Linked DNA regions of Homo sapiens: region 1 is linked to region 2. A link is a loop called in an ENCODE intact Hi-C map of the cell type or tissue named here. Cell type or tissue: mammary epithelial cell. All regions are shown on one strand.

Evidence for each region. Hi-C counts contacts between places; a loop is a spot of excess contacts. Peaks named below come from ENCODE experiments on the same cell type or tissue, not always from the same donor. Only the 100,000 strongest peaks of a DNase experiment are listed, where the experiment ranks them.
Region 1: a loop joins it to region 2, with 9 times the contacts of the local background. A loop is called at or near these places in 16 of 110 quality-filtered maps.

What each region holds. Positions count from the first base shown.
Region 1 is chr3:58,993,047-58,998,046 of GRCh38, forward strand. All of the region lies in intron 4 of CFAP20DC (CFAP20 domain containing), which reads right to left. All of the region lies in intron 2 of CFAP20DC-AS1 (CFAP20DC antisense RNA 1), which reads left to right. Among named protein-coding and RNA genes, the nearest start is that of CFAP20DC, 54 kb to the right of the region's middle. RefSeq lists an enhancer at 4,932-5,000. In mammary epithelial cell, a CTCF peak has its summit at 1,885 (motif pointing right); a DNase peak (open chromatin) is centred at 1,895; H3K27ac peaks cover 2,735 bases.
Region 2 is chr3:59,855,319-59,860,318 of GRCh38, forward strand. The region is part of intron 8 of FHIT (fragile histidine triad diadenosine triphosphatase); the gene reads right to left. All of the region lies in intron 1 of LOC105377113 (a long non-coding RNA gene), which reads left to right. Among named protein-coding and RNA genes, the nearest start is that of MIR548BB, 760 kb to the right of the region's middle. In mammary epithelial cell, a CTCF peak has its summit at 2,617 (motif pointing left); a DNase peak (open chromatin) is centred at 2,533.

The DNA of each region.
Region 1 (5,000 bases), 860 kb before region 2:
GAAAAACGTGGGGAGTACTTTTCCAATTGAGGAATTCAAACTGTTTCTAAAATAGAATAGTAGTGTTGAATATATCTAACACCACAGAGGAAAAAATGAAATATTCCGTATATATTGATTTTCTACATAAACTATGCATTATTCCCTTCATTTTTAATAGAATGCTTCCTAAAATGCAGTACATATTTCTTTTTTTTGTAAATGCATTACAAACTTCTTTGTAAAAAGAGCATTCTGTCCGTGATTCAGAAAACTTTCAACAAAGCCTGTAAACTCTGAAGCAGGAAACCAGTACCGTGTGATTGACTGAAATAGAGAACGCTGTTTACCCCTAATTCTGGCCTCTTCTCTAGTTATCTTCATGGTGAATTTCTTTTTTTTTTATTTCCAACTTTTAAGTTCAGGGGTACCTGTGCAGAGTGTGTGTTTGTTACATAGGTAAACGTGTGTCATGGTGGTTTGCTGCACAGAACATCCCATCACCTAGGTATTAAGCTCATCACCCATTAGCTATTCTTCCTGATGCTCTCCCTCCTCCCATTCCCCATCCTCCAACAGGCCCTAGTGTGTGTTGTTTCCTTCCACGCATCCATGTGTCCTCATCATTCAGCTCCCACTTATAAGTGAGAATGTGTATTTGGTTTTCTGTTCCTGCATTAGTTTGCCGAGGATAATGGCTTCCAGCTACATCTGTGTCCCTGGAAAGGATATGATCTTGTTCCTTTTTATGGCTGCATAGTATTCCATGGTGTATATGTACCATTCTTTCTTTATCCAGTCTATCAATGATGGGCATTTGGGCTGATTCCATGTCTTTGTTATTGTGAATAGTGCTGCAATGAGCATACATGTGCAAATATGTTTGTGATAGAATGATTTATATTCCTTTGGGTATATACCCAGTAATGGGATTGCTGGGTCAAATGGTATTTCTGCCTCTAGGTCTTTGAGGAATCATGACACTGTCTTCCACAATGGTTGAACTAACTTACACCAACTTCATGGTGAATTTCCAAGGAGACACTTTCATCTGCCTCAATCAACCTTTCCCTTTCTTGCCTTTCCATTTAAATAAAAACCTATCTTCCTAGGTAACTACAGAGAGGGAAGAACTACAGAGAAAAGAAACATACATGCACACAAACACATGTATACCTTGCAAGCTCAGCACACACTGAGCTTAACTGACACAAAATTCCAAGTCAATGGACTTTGCATTTTCTTAAAGCCTGCAGTGCTCTCATTGCTCACAGGCCTTTTTCTGCCTGCTTCTGAGATTCATTACAGATGGCTAAGGCTGGAAGTATGATGGCTGGATAAGTGGGGCATTACTTGATCTTCTATCATTCTGGTAAGAATTCTATGAGGCAGAGAAAAGGCATATGCCATTATCCTCATTTTTTTTTTAATGGGGAAACTGCAGCACACAAAGAAAGTTAAGTAACTTGCCCAAGGCACCAAGCAAATTGGTGTCAGAGAATTCAGGTCTTTAAAACTGTGTTCTTCTCCTCGTCAAATAACAATAATGCCTTCCCCCTTCCCCCAGTTTTTCCCACACTTGTTATCCAAGTACAATATATATCTAAATTGTATTTTATGCATTTCTAGACACCTCCAATCATCAAATTATAATTTCCTATTATGTTTTATTTGAAATGTTAGCTTTTAAAATGATATCCATAAATCTTTCAAACATGCAATTAGCAGGAAGAGGAGAGAAAGGATGGTTGGAAATAAAAAAAAAAGAACAGTTTCAATGACTTTGCTCGGGTAAAGAACCAAAAGACTTAAAAAAAAAAACAAAAAGCAAAACCAACAATTCCGGCAGGTGAGGGAAGAAGGTTCTTTGTGACAGGGTTTTGCCTCTTTGCCTCCTTATGCAGCAGGGGGAGCTATGGTACTATTCGTTAAGGTTACAGGAAGACAACAAGTCTGAAAAAATAATCCAATTCGCTCCTAGGATATCCATTTTCTTTTGCATTTTCAAATGGTTCTTTTCTGTTTTTGAAACGTTTTTCCTCCATGCCTTGAGAACCTCAGGCTGCACTACCTATATCCCTTTTTCTCTGGAATGACAGAGGGTTACCACCTTCGCTGTACATCCTTATGATGTCATTTTGATAAAGATATTAGGAGATACAGTTGCACAAAGCAGCCTGCCTTCCTCTGCCCCATCACTCTATAGGTTTCCTCCATAATTTATCAAATCTATTTTTTAGCCCAAAAAGAGGACTCTCCTGCAACTGAAAAATTCCCAGAACAACCACTGGCACATGTCTTTACATTTTCAGTTGCAATCCATCAGAAATGATTGTCAAAAATATCTCACTAAAAAAAAAAAAAACACTATTTGTAGAAATTTTAAAAAATTTATTCAAATAATAAATTAAAATGTTTCCAAAAGTAGTCTAAGTAATTAATTTTGAGTAGAAAAAAATCTTTTTTAAGAGTTTATAGGAATCAAAGAATTTCATCCTTATATAAGGCTGCATCTAACATTACTGTGAAGATCAATTTTTTTTCAACTGAATGGGCTCTTGGGTCCCCAGAGATTTGGTTAAACATTATTTTGGGTGTATCTGTGAAGGTGTTTTTGGCCGAGATTAACACACAAATCAGTAGACTGAGTGAAGTAAATTGCCTCTCAAATGTGGTTAGGTCTCATCCAATCAATTGGAGCCCTGAACAGAATAAAATGGTGGAGTAAGGGAGAATTTGCTCTCTCTGTCTTTTTAGTTGGAACATAGGTCTTTTGCCTTGGGACCCTTCCAACTTGGACTGGAGCTTATACCATTGGCTCTTCCAGTTGTCAGGCCTTCAGACTCAACCTGGAACTATCTATTGGTTCTTCTGACTTTTCAGCTTGCCAGACTGTAGGTCATGGGACTTCTCAGCCTCCATGACCACATGAGCCAATTCTGTATAATAAATCTATCTATCTATCTATCTATCTATCTATCTATCTATCTATCTATCTATTGTTTCTGTTGCTCTGGAGAGCCCAGATTAATATAATTACTAATTTCATGTTAAATTGCTTTGGTATAAATGAAGCAGAAAAAAAAAAGTGTTTACTTACAATATTCCCTTCTAGGTAACAACACCATAATTGGGTTTTCCAGTAAACAACAGGCATAGTTTCCAAACTTATTTATACAAATAAATCTCACCTGTAATAACTGTGCTTATTTTTATATATTTGACTATAAATAGATGCTAATATGGTAGCAAAAGAGAATGAGGATATCACCTCTGTGTCTTCCTGATATCTGGGAAAGCCCATTCTAGGCTTCACGTAACAACCCACATGGCTGCCTTTATCTACTCTTCCTACCAGAAAAATATTTAAAACCTTTACCAAAAAAACAGCTGTGATTTATCTTGTTTGTAATTTTTAAGATACAGATAGATTACAAATAGATGTATAATGTATGACATACACACAACTTGAAATCCACAAACTTCGTTATTTGCTTCCTCTTAATAAGTTCCTTTACATAGACAGCCTTTTCAGGTCAGAGTATATAAACAAATGTACTGACTGCCTACTATATCCTGGGCCAGGAAAACAAAAAGTGTGCTATGTGAACTGTTTATTGCTGATCTACAGAGAAAAAAAGAAGCTAGAGCTGGAACGTAAATTAAATTTATCAATAAGCAAACATTTTTTTCCTAGCAAGAATTTTCCAAAGAAGGAAGGAGAGTGCTGATTTATATTGTGGCCCAAGTTCCTTATCTCACTGTAATGGCAACTTTGAGTAGCATTGTTCTAGGTAATTCTAGATGCTTTTGAGACAGCCAGGTGGGAGGGGTTCTCCAACAGGCATGCCCACTGGGAAGAGCGCACACCGGGGTGGAGCCACAGAGGTTCGCACCTTTTGCAGCCGGGAGGAGCCTGGCCCCTCCTCTTCCTGTGTGGAATCTGGGATTCAAGCTGTGGTGGGAAGCACTCCAGGAGGGACTCTGGCCTTGTGGAGGATTACTGTTTCCCCTTTTCACCCAAAAAACTCCTGCTTTACTCACCCTTCAAACTTTCTGTGAGCCTAAATTTTCATGTCCCTGGGACAGACAAGGACGCTGTCTTTAGCTGAACTAAGGAAAAGTCCTGCAACACTTTCAGATGTATTATTTTGTTATTTACAATGGCTAACATTTATTTAATTCTATGTGCCCAATACTTGTACTAACTCATTTAATCCTCATTAAAAAACTTGTGAAATAAGTACTATTAATATTATTATCTCTACCCTATAGATGAGAAAAATGGAAGCACAAATGTTAAACATAGTAAGTAATGAGCTGGGATCTGGCTCTAGAACATGCTCTTACCACTTCACTATACTGCCTCCTTTGAAATCTGAATCCTCATGACAATTCAGTGAGGAAAACAATGTCGCCATTTAAGAGTTGAGAGACAGCACTCCTAGATTGTTAGCTTCCCAAAGACAAAGGCTGTACTAATTGATTCTGCATATTCTCTCTAGAAGCCTCTAATGATGGCCTCAAGCTCATAGGCATTGTAGAGAAATGCAGAAGTGTCATGAAACATGGCCTTCTACTCTCATGAAGCTCACAACCTCATGGAAGAGATACTACCAAGTACAAAGTGGAAGGGCTGCTCTGCCCTGGGCTTGGAAGAATGAATGTGAGGATCAAAAAATTATTTTAAGGACCTCTAAGCCTTGAAAGTAAACAGGTCTAGTCTTGTAAGACTGTAAATGCCCACATGTCTTATTCTACCATTTGTACACTAATGAGATACAGGAAGAGGGACAAATAAGTAACTCTCGATAGCAATGTACAGACTGTAGGGTCTGTCTTCTGCCTTGGGGAGTGGGTATAGGGGGGTCCAGCAAAGAATTAGACAAATAAGATCCCATAGAAGGCAAGGTCAAGACAGTACGTAAATTTATCCTACTCTCCAAAAGTGGGATTGAGAGCTTCAGAGTCCACAGTCAGTCTTCCACAGAGTTGGCCTCTGTGATTTGAATAAAGTGATC
Region 2 (5,000 bases):
ATTTATCTTCTTGTCTCCAAGGTCATTATGTTCCTGAGTGCCAGGTTCATCTTTCTTCTTACAGGGTTTTATTGCATGTATAATTGGTCCTAACATGCTTTATAATCTAAGCTGTTTTAAATTTTATAAAAAGGATTCCATCCTTATTTAATCTTATGCTATCCTCACAAACTTATTTTCCCCCACTTGATATTTTACTATGAAGAAATTAAAAGTTACCTACAACTGAATAATAATGAAATGCTACATATTAAAATCTGTACTTATAATAGAAGATAGCCTCAATGTTAATAAGGTGTCAATCTTAAGTATACAAAAACTGAACAAAATAAGTTCATATTTAGCAAAAGAAAAACCACAATAAATATGAGCACAAATTGATGAAATAGAAAAATATTTTCTAGAAAAGATCAAAAAAGTCAAAAGTAGATTCTTTGATAAAATAATTAATAGATAAACCTTTTTTTGTTTTTTTTTTTTGAGACGGAGTCTTGCCCTGTCGCTCAGTCTGGAGTGCAGTGGCACTAACTTGGCTCACTGCAAGCTCTGCCTCCCGGGTTCATGCCATTTTCCTGCCTCAGCCTCCCAAGTAGCTGGGACTACAGGCGCCCGCCACCACGCCCGGCTAATTTTTTTGTATTTTTAGTAGAGACGTGGTTTCACTGTGTTAGCCAAGATGGTCTTGATCTCCTGACTTCGTGATCCACCCGCCTCGGCCTCCCAAAGTGCTGGGATTACAGGTGTGAGCCACCACGCCCAGCCAATAGATAAACCTTTGACAATATCGATTAAAAGAGGAAGATGTTTTGAATGAAAAAGTGAATATTTATTACAACTAAAATAATAAATGGCTATTGTCAACAACTATCTGTCAAAATTTTTAAAAATTTAGATGAAATGTATAAATGCCTAAAAATTTATAACTAACCATAATGGACCCAAGAAATAACAAAAAGTTTATATAGCCCTATGGCTATTAAATAAATTAAGGTAATTGTTAAAATTTTTTTTGCAAAGAAAACATCACACCAGGTGATTTTACACGCAAATTTTTCCCAATGTTCAAGGAAGACATCATTCCAATTTTATGCAAACTCTTCCATATGATAGAAAAAAAGAGATTATTCCCCATAGATTCTGTAAATCAGTATAACCCTGTTACTAGGACCAGGCATAAAAATCACAAGGGAGGAAAATTACAGCCTTCTCTCACAAAGGAATATAGATGCAGACCATTCTTCTTAGTAGTATACTCAATTGTAAGGCATAACAAATTTTATTTCCAATATACAAGTAGCAGTGTAACATTACAGAAAGATTTCATTAGCTTTGGAATGTACCATTTTTCTAGCTGTATAATGTAGCAATGTTATCTAATTTCTCTAAGACTCAGTTTCCTTCTTTGCAAAATGGCTTTTTATAATATCTATCTAATTCTGTGGGAATTAAGGAAGTAAACAATATAAAGCCCTTAGCTCAGAGTCTGGAAGTAACAGTAAGCAATAATAAGTTACAGCTTCTATTTATCAAGTACTTAGCTCCCCGGCTGAGTATTTTTTTTTTTTTTAACTCTCCTTTAATCCCCACAACCACCCTGAATGGTGGAGATTATGCTCAATTAGTGAATAAAGAAACTGAGTCAAGTGGAATTTCAACAACTCACCCAAAGTCACATAAGTTGCAAAAAGTCACGCTAATGTAACAATCGCAGTCTCTGAATACTGATGCCTGGGGTCCTTTCAAATGTGGAGCTGATATTACCAGCTGCTATCGGGGACACAGCACTTCCTCTGAGGGGCACTGGAGTTCCTTCCACAAGGCATGGAATGTGTTCACCTTTTCAGGGGAAGCAGTTTTCAAGTTGGGGTTTGATTTGTGACATGTGAGATTAAATTGCAGCATTTCTAATGGAAAGGCTTCAGAGGGCAGGAATGAGCGATACACTGTCATTTCTCCATCTCTGCGTGAGGAACCTTAAGCACTAATGAGATCAGATATGTCACCGCAACTCTCTCCACTCTGCCACAGATTCCAGGTCAGAATATTTTTTTTTTTAAACATTCTGGCCACTTCACTGCCTACCTGCAACTCTCTACCACGTTCCTGACATATAAGATTTATGATAATTTACCTTAGGCAGGGCTTGGAGTTTTATTCCACCAGGTTATCAAAAATGTTGCCAATAATCTCTTTCATATTTTCATAGGACAAGATTATACAAATAATATTCCACCCTATTCTTTCCCTAGAGAAACTTACATATCGATTAGACAGGGAGGCCTAACAAAGATTCAAGAGTCAGTTTGTCCTATGAGCGTGGAAAACACCACTCCTGTTAAAGATTACAGAGTGACGTCACTTATGACTATGCTGTGCAAAGTGCTGGGTTTTTTTTTTTTTTTTTGTATCCTAAGGGGCTTTATGCTTGTCTTTGTACTATTGGTGCCTTGGGAAGGAAAACAAGAATGCATTTCTCAACATTTATGTCTGCAGCGATACTGGGAACTGTGAATGCTAACATATTTTTAAAGAGCTCTGATAGAGAGAAACCAGGTGGTGAAAGAAGGTAGTGAACAAGCCTGGATACAGAAAGGTTTAGAGTAGAACTTACGGGCGCCACCTGCTGGTCCCCTGACACCACTGCCCAGAGCTTCCAGTTCCCCTAATTGGAGTCTCAGCTTTATGGCCAGTTGGCTCAGCTGAATATTATTAAATGATTTCTGTCTTCAACTATGCTTAGACACAGCCTTGGAGACAAGTAAGTAATGCAGAGAGAGTAAAAGGGAGTGAGTAGATGTCAAAGAATGGTTTGCCCATTCAACATATGTGTGACTGCTGTGAAAGGTGTATGGGAGTTTCCCACATCATCTATCAGCAAAAAGACATAAATGGTGATCTTCCTTCCTTTTCCCACCTTCTTTTTTTTTTTTTTTTTTTTTTTTTGAGATGGAGTGCTGGAGTGCAGTGGAGCGATCTCGGCTCACTCCAACCTCCACCTCCTGGGTTCCAGTGATTCTCTTGCCTCAGCCTCCCAAGTAGCTGGGATTACAGGCGCCCGCCACTACGCCTGGCTAATTTTTTGTATTTTTAGTATAGACGGGGTTTCACCATGTTGGCCACGATGGTCTCAAACTCCTGACCTTGTGATTCACCTGCCTCGGCCTCCCAAAGTGCTGGGATTACAGGTGTGAGCCATCGTGCCCAGCCTTTTCCCTTTCTTTCTTGGAGAGAAATGATAGCATCTGAGGAGGCAGGAGCGAGGGGTGTCTTGTGGAGGTGGGTAGTGATGGCAGCCTGCTCTGTAACTGAACATGCAGGGCAACGTGGGGAGAGGGGTGCTGCATGGATGGGGGCAGTGGTGTTTCTAGTGTGTGAGGAAGCAGAGCAGAGGATGAGATGTACGCAGGTGGTGGGCAGTGAAGGCTAATATTGAACAAATGAGTATATATATTAAGGATAATGGGAACCAAGTTTCTGTCAGAGAAGGTATTTATAAATGTGGAAGGGGGAAAAGACTTAGATTTGAATTGAAGATACTGATATGAATTCATGTGGCTTATGTGTAAACATATACACATACCCAGATATGGAAATAATAATAAGTGTGTGTTTGTGTGGACTTATATGTACATATTTCCTAGCTCTGTGTTGACTGGGTCTCAAAGCATTGACATCACAGGAACAATAAGCATGCTAAGCACCCAGATCTTGATTTCTAAAATCATTCTACACGGACAGGAACCAGAGCTGCTTGGAGAAGTGGCTGATTCCAAGGCTGGACAGGGACAGTATAAGATGATCCTGGAGCATCTTTTTTGTACCAGAATATAAAGAAATGCTCAAAGAATGATGGGGAGATCTGGCAAGTACCAACTGGACCAGGTGATCAAGTGGGGATACGGTCAGTGTGGTTGCCTTCTGATGTGATATGCTGAGAAGAGCTCAGCAGCGTTTTTGTGGAATTCCTGCCAAGATGGCATGGAAGAATACATGACTTGAGTCTAATAATGAAGAAACAGTGGAAGCTCCAGAGAAAGAGTCATCCTACAGGAAAAAAAGACCTATACTCTTTAAGGCAGGAAAACACGAGACAGGGAAAGAATAAAAATCCATTCCAGGCTGGGTGCTGTGGCTCACGCCTGTAATCCCAGCACTTTGGGAGGCTGAGGCGGGTGGATCACCTGAGGTTAGGAGTTCAAGCCCAGCCTGGCCAACATGGTGAAACTCCGTCTCTACTAAAAATACAAAAAATTAGCCAGGCATGGAGGTGTGTGCCTGTAATCCCAGCTACTCCAGAGGCTGAGGCAGGAGAATTGCTTAGAAGCTGGGAGGCGGAGGTTGCAGTGAGCTGAAGATCGCGTCACTGCACTCCAGCCTGGGCGACAGAGGGAGACTCTGACTCTCAACAAACAAACAAACAAACAAAACCATTCCAGATTGGAGGAAACTGATGAAAAATAATAATTAAATGCAGTGTATGTTTCTGTATAGCATCCTGGACCAAAAAAGAAAATGTCATCACTGAGACAGTTGGCAAAATGTGAATGGGGCCTGTGGACTGAATGGTAGTGCTGTATCAGTGTTGATTCCTGATTGGAAGTGTTTTTATAATAGTAATGAGAAGAGTGCTCTTGTTTTGGGAAGGTAATCAAACACCTGAAGAGTGATGGAGCATCATATCTGAAAGGGAATATCTATATATTGATCTCTCTGAATGAAAGAGAATTAAAATGTTGCAAGGTGGATAATCAGGGTGAAAGGATACCGCAGTTCTTGCTACCCTTCTGTCGGTTTGAAACAGCTTCAGAATTAAAAAAAATACTAAAAGTGCTGAGCTCTGAGAAGAAGAAAATAGCATAAGTTTAATGGGAAAATTATGTTATACATGATTAGAATCCTTCTTTGTTTTCTGAGAAGACCCTTTGTTGGGAAGAATTGATGATCAGGAATGCAAATGAGAATGGCCAAAGGACAGCTAGCTGACTTACAAAAAGAAAAAG